Regions from separate parts of the Homo sapiens genome. Here region 2 is linked to region 1. Evidence: chromatin contacts called from ENCODE Hi-C data. All regions are on one chromosome and are shown on one strand. The core of a region is the stretch at or near the end of the contact, and the rest is flanking DNA. Distances in the headings are between cores, read along the strand shown. Region 1 overlaps GRM8 (glutamate metabotropic receptor 8). Region 2 overlaps GRM8 (glutamate metabotropic receptor 8).

Region 1 (3,024 bases), core at 253-2,752:
AGGGAGTCAAGATATATGTCAAAAAGCTGTAACCAAAAATAGAGGATTAAGTATACTTTTCTGGGGCCACAAAATTTACTAGAAGAAAAATCAGAATCTCAAAAATATACAAAGCAAGCTTTGGGGAGGGAAGAGGGTATAAAAGACAGCAAAAGTAAACAAATTCTTACCTTTATTTCATTTTATTTATTTTTTAATTTTTTTTTTTTGAGACAGAGTCTCACTCTATCACTGAGACTAGAATTCAGTGGCATTATCTCGGCTCATTGCAACGTCCGCCTCCCGGGTTCAAGTGATTCTCCTTCCTCAGCCTCTCAAGTAGCTTGGACTACAGGGAGTGTGCCACCATGCCTGGCTAATTTTTGAATTTTTAGTAGAGACAGGGTTTCACCATGTTGCTCAGGCTGGTCTCAAACTCCTGAGAGTCAGGTGATCCATCCACCTTGGCTTCCCAAAGTGCTGGGATTACAGGCATGAGCCACCATGCCCATCCTCAAATTCCAACCTTTCTTATCACATTCTCAGAAAATAACCTAATAGATGAAGAAGTTGAGGTATAATACTTGTAGTTATTAACAAAAATACTGCAAACAATTCAAAAAGGTTGCCTCTCTAAGGAGGTCCAAAGGTCTGGAGAAGTGAAATCAGATATTCTTGCTTTTGACTTAAAGCAATCTTCTAAAATAAAAACTTCAAAAGAAATTAAGAAGTAAAACTTAAAACACCATTTTAAATGACACTGTTACCATCACCCACCTACCCTGGAGAAGAAATGCACATTTCTGGCTTCAGCCAATGAGGCTTGTTCAATGTTCCAACACTGAACCATAGCTATTGGTTTAATAAATATACCATTACATCAAAACCATTACTATAGTTACTGGCAGAACATTGAACTCCTCATCAATGTGGGAGATAAGCAACTCCACTGATTTTGGCTGGAATATAATACAGCTCTTAGATAACCTTAGAGAGTTCCAGCATGACTGACTGCAGGCTTGGCAAGCAGTCCAGTAAGTCTGTAAACAGAGACTAAAGGGATATTAAAAAAGAATGTGATGAATTTGGAAAACCATGTATTCATCATAACACATTCCAATGCTGGATGTGTCATCTCTAAGGAGTTAGGGATTTTCCCACCTATTATACGGTCAGTGATGAAGCTACATCTTCAGGACTGAGGTTTGAAATCTTACTACCTGAATCTTCAGATGTGTTTTCCAACTCTCTCTTCACTTTGCTTTTTTTCTACAGAGTTAAGTCTTTGAGTGCTTTGTGATCTGAAATCCCCCAAGGCAACTAACATTCCACTTCTTTTTCATTTTCTTTTTAATTAGACACTCACAGAATACACTGTACTATTTTTTTTAGAAACAGGCTCCTTTTAATTTTTTTTAGACTGTTTTGCAGACTGGCCCCAAGACTACATCTACTATCTGATACCATTGATCGACCTGACTGTTAAGGTGTGGACTCAGCACTTCCTGTGAAGAGGTTCCCTGATGAATACTGACTCTATTAGGCAAGGGTAGTATAACATGACTCACAGTCTTCTGTCAGCCCTATTGAATTCCAAGCTCTGTCTCAGAACTGGCTCGAATTCTCTGGTGATTCCTTTTCCCTCAGTTAACTTTGAGCAACCATATACTATAAGGGTAGACAACAGATCCTCTAGGGCAGGGGTTCCCAGCCCCCAGGCCATAGACTGGTACCGGTTTGTGGCCTGTTAGGAACTGGGCTGCGTAGCAGGAGGTGAGCAGCACAAGCATTACTGCCTGAGTTCTGCCTCCTGTCAGATCGGCACAGGCATCAGATTCTCATAGGAGTGTGAGCCCTATTGTGAACTGAGCATGCAAGGGATCTAGGATGCATACTTGTTATGAGAATCTAATGCCTGATGATATGTCACTGTCTCCCATCACCCCCAGATGGAACTCTGTAGTTGCAGGAAAATAAGCTCAGGGCTCCCACTGATTCTACATTATGGTGAGTTGTATAATTATTTCATTATATATTACAATGTATTATAATAATAATAGAAATAAAGCACATAATAAATGTAATGCACTTAAATCATCCTGAAACCATCCCTCTCACCCCAAGTCCATGGAAAAACTGTCTTCTATGAAACCAGTCCCTGGTCCCAAAAATGTTGGGGACCGCTGCTATAGGGAATAAAATAAAATCTGCTACTTGACTCATGAGTTGTATCTTTGAACTTAAGGTAAGAAAAAAAATTTAACCAAACCAACATAATTGAATAATCAGATGTCAATGTGGAACTCAGAAACATTATCCTTGTTTACATACACACTGTTTTTTGAAATTGTAAGCCTGTGATACTCTCGCATTTGTGAGATGCCAACCCCTAAAAAAAAATTGTATTTCCTAAGGCAGTATAATGAGTTTTGCTTTCTTTCTTATATTTGTGTCTCTCTTATTTTGAGAACTTAACTTCCAAGTGCAATTTTTGGTCTTGAACCCAAATATATTTCTCTCATCACCCAATTATTAGCTCTCATCCACTCTTCTCCCAGAATGGTTACTAACAAGAAACATGATGGAGGCTGATGGAGGCAACCACTGTGTAATGCAAACAGCTTTAGTATTGGTCAAATGCTATAGCTGGAGAGTCATGAGTAAGCCCTTTCTAGTCTCTGAGCTTTGGTTTCCTCATCTGTAAATATGTTTAACATCTGCAAAGTCAATGCCCCATGTAGACAGGGCCCAGCATTATGTAATATTTAAAAACTAAATTCTCACCAACATTTTGAGAAGTGATTAAAATATTTCTTGATGTCACTCACAAATGGCAAAAGAAGACTCAATTCACAGCACAGAGCAAACAAAAAGTCATTTTCCCCAACTTTTTGTATTGTTCTGTTTTGGTTTTTTGTTTTGTTTTTTGAGGCAGGGTCTCACTCTGTCACCCAGGTTGGAGTGCAGCGATGTGATCTCCACCCACTGCAACCTCCACCTCCTGGCCTCAAGTGATCCTCCCACCTCAGTCCCCCAAGTAACTGG
Region 2 (3,024 bases), core at 294-2,793, 83 kb after region 1:
CATCTTATTGGCATTTGAATTGGTGAGAGAGCTAACAGTTTCCACTCCTCCTCATGTTATTTTGGAAGCAAGACCTACCAAACAGGCCAGGCACAGTGGCTCACTCCTGTAAACCTAGCACTTTGGGAGGCCAAGGCGGGCGGATCGCAAGGTCAGGAGATCGAGACCAACCTGACCAACATGGTTTCTACTAAAAATACAAAAATTAGCCAGGTTTGGTGGCACGTGCCTGTAATCCCAAGCTGCTCAGGAGGCTGAGGCAGGAGAATCGCTTGAACCTGGGAGGCGGAAGCTGCAGTGAGCCGAGATTGTGCCACTGCACTCTAGCCTAGATGACAAAGCAAGACTCTGTCTCAAAAATAAAAAAATAAAAAAACAAAAGACCTACCAAACAGAACCACAGCCACTAAAAGAAGATCAGAGTTAACAGTTGGACAGAGAGGGGTTATTTCTGCATGTTGGAGATGCTTGTGTTCACAGAGTAGCTGTGTTTATCATTAATAATAATAATAATAAAAAGTTATGCCTCTCATCAGTAAGCATAGCCTTTAAAAGCTAGGCATATTCAGGGAAACAAATTCATCCACTTCTGACATCGGTTGCAGGGTCTTACCTCTGGCAACAGATTAATGCATTAGCAAGGAACCCAAATGAAAAGTGCTTATGTAGACAGCACAATGGCTGTGATTTAGTAATGTTCGTACAGCAATTTATATTTACTGAGTGCTACAATGGTTTCTATTATTTATTCTTCAAGAGAAATCCATGAGGTACTGTCTTCATTTTTTTAGGTGAGGAAAATAAGGCATAGGGAAATTAATATGGAATCACAGAGATCAAGTCAGGTTGTGCCTGTACACACAAAAATAACCTTTTAGAAAGGAAAAATGAGCTTAAGTTACGAGATCAAGTCAGGTTGTGCCTGTACACACAAAAATAACCTTTTAGAAAGGAAAAATGAGCTTAAGTTACTTGCTTGACATTAAATATTACATTGGTGCAAAAGTAATTGTGGTTTTTAATTGTGGTGAAAACCGCAAATACTCTTGTACCAACCTAATAGAGCAGTGGACACTGACATATTTTCTTAGCAGTAAAAACAACCCCCCCCCAAAAAAGTCACATACAATTCCAATTTACAAACAAGATAACAATTACACAGCATTAGTAAACCAAATATAAATTTCTAACGTTTACTAATTATTAGGGCAATCAATGCTTTAGGAACATAAACTTTGAAATCAGAGGGCATGTATAATAGTTCCAAGCTTCTATCACTCTCAGCTTCTGTGAATTTCAGAACTTCTGAACTCCAGAGTCTGCAGGCTTTAGGAAGAAAGTGTTTGCCTAAACATAACAGGTCAAAAGTATAAATTCAGTAAAACTACTTTGTTTGCATAAACCTAATGACATAGTGTGTATGCTGGGAATGTACTTGAACCTTTGAATTCAGTTGTTTAATTAGTGAGCTATTGTGGTGGGGGTGGAGTGAGTGGGGAAACCCACAGAGGAGGAGCCTCCGCTGAGTGATTTAAAGCGTGCAGGAAAGAAGGCCTGTGGCCTGTGTATGCATAGGGGGAGCTCCTCCCTAATCCTCATTATAGATTTGTGTTCTCTAAAGCCGGAAACGACAAACTAAAATTAAGTAAAGAGATGCTAACGGTTATATTAATTTTTAAAGAAGAAACAACAGCCTGCAGCTGATGATGTGTTGGCTGGAATGGCCTGAGCCGCTGGGAAAGAATTTAATGGAACTAGAGCTTTTAAAAGTCATATGAGTTCAAAAGGGGAAACAGGAAAAATAAATAAAGAGAAGTAGGCAGAAAGAACAGGTGAGATTCAGCTGAGTGAAGTTGATGGCATAACATATGCTGAGGCCACACATTTCCAACAACAGTCCATCAGCCATGAGCTGAGTTATGGCTCCCAGAGTCATGGAAAGCAGTTCTGAACAGAAGCTAAATGTTGGTGAACTCAAATTCCAAAAAGAATAAAGTCATGCTTCTCCAGAGACCAAAGAGAAGATAAAGAAAATGGCCTGGCCTTATACTTGAGGGAGAAAGCAAAATGATTTACAAAGAACAGAACTAGTGATTGGAACCAATGAGTAGGACTGGATGAGCAGAGAATAGGATCTAAAACTGGCAGTCTTGGAAGGAGCCTAAGAGAGCATCGAATCCAAGAAGTTTGGGGATGATAAATGTGAGGCACATGTATCACCTGTTATCTATGTCCACAGTCCACTCAATACTGCAACCTGGTCCAAGATGAATCCTGTGGCATTGGGTTTATCTGTTAACAGTTTATAAGAAGACCACATTCTAGATCAACTGGAGCAAAATACTTCAACTTTTTACACCAGGGAACCAGGGATGATGTATGTGCTCTAAGGAACTGGAATGGAGGAATATACTTTATGTAAAGAAGGAAGACCAGAAATCCCAATATTAGATTGGAAAAAAAATCCTCTTCGTCTTCTGCCGGGCCCGCCCAGCAGACCCTGGCCAAATGACAGATGAAAAAACGTACACAGACACAGGTGTTTTGCCTGGCCGCGCGGCTAGGGGACCGAGCCACTCACAGACATCAAGGAGGATGCCGTAAAGAGTCACAGAGGCCGCAGCCTTGACAAGCGGCCGCTACAGTCATTTATTCAGTACAGATATAAAGACAAAGGCCTTGAGGCAACACACTTGTAGGTAATTAATATGGTTGCGCCCCGCCCCCCGCCCCGCCCCCAGGTTCAGAGGCCTAAGTAAACTAACTTACCTTGATCAATTCTCTTACACTTCCTTGTTATCTACTCTTAGAGAATTCAGCTGCCTTCAGCCCAATCCTTTCCCAAAGCTTCTGCAAAACCTCCCAGCCTTCCAGGAATGTTTCCATCTTTCTATAATTTTTCCCACCACCCTGACCGATCTCCTACAATCTCCAAAATTGTGAAATAGAAAATCAAGCTATTACAAGTGGCAGGGGGAACCTACCTGTGGTGGCATTTCTGTTAAATAATAATGTGTACGTGAT

The links. A loop is a pair of places that touch in the nucleus more often than their neighbours do. Pooled maps may share reads with other maps.
Region 2: a loop to region 1 is called in a map with no recorded cell type, with 2.2 times the contacts of the local background. The contact joins two enhancer-like sites. A Hi-C loop is called at or near these places in 4 of 37 single-sample maps with no recorded cell type and 2 of 50 pooled maps.

What each region holds. Positions count from the first base shown.
Region 1 is chr7:126,573,394-126,576,417 of GRCh38, forward strand. All of the region lies in intron 8 of GRM8 (glutamate metabotropic receptor 8), which reads right to left. Among named protein-coding and RNA genes, the nearest start is that of MIR592, 480 kb to the right of the region's middle. RefSeq lists an enhancer at 753-1,952. Within about 2 kb of position 1,503, at least 2 of the 41 ENCODE cell types and tissues checked have a DNase peak (open chromatin) inside an H3K27ac peak, as active enhancers do.
Region 2 is chr7:126,656,313-126,659,336 of GRCh38, forward strand. All of the region lies in intron 7 of GRM8 (glutamate metabotropic receptor 8), which reads right to left. Among named protein-coding and RNA genes, the nearest start is that of MIR592, 400 kb to the right of the region's middle. RefSeq lists enhancers at 1,290-1,359, 1,670-1,719, 1,900-1,949. Within about 2 kb of position 1,544, at least 2 of the 41 ENCODE cell types and tissues checked have a DNase peak (open chromatin) inside an H3K27ac peak, as active enhancers do.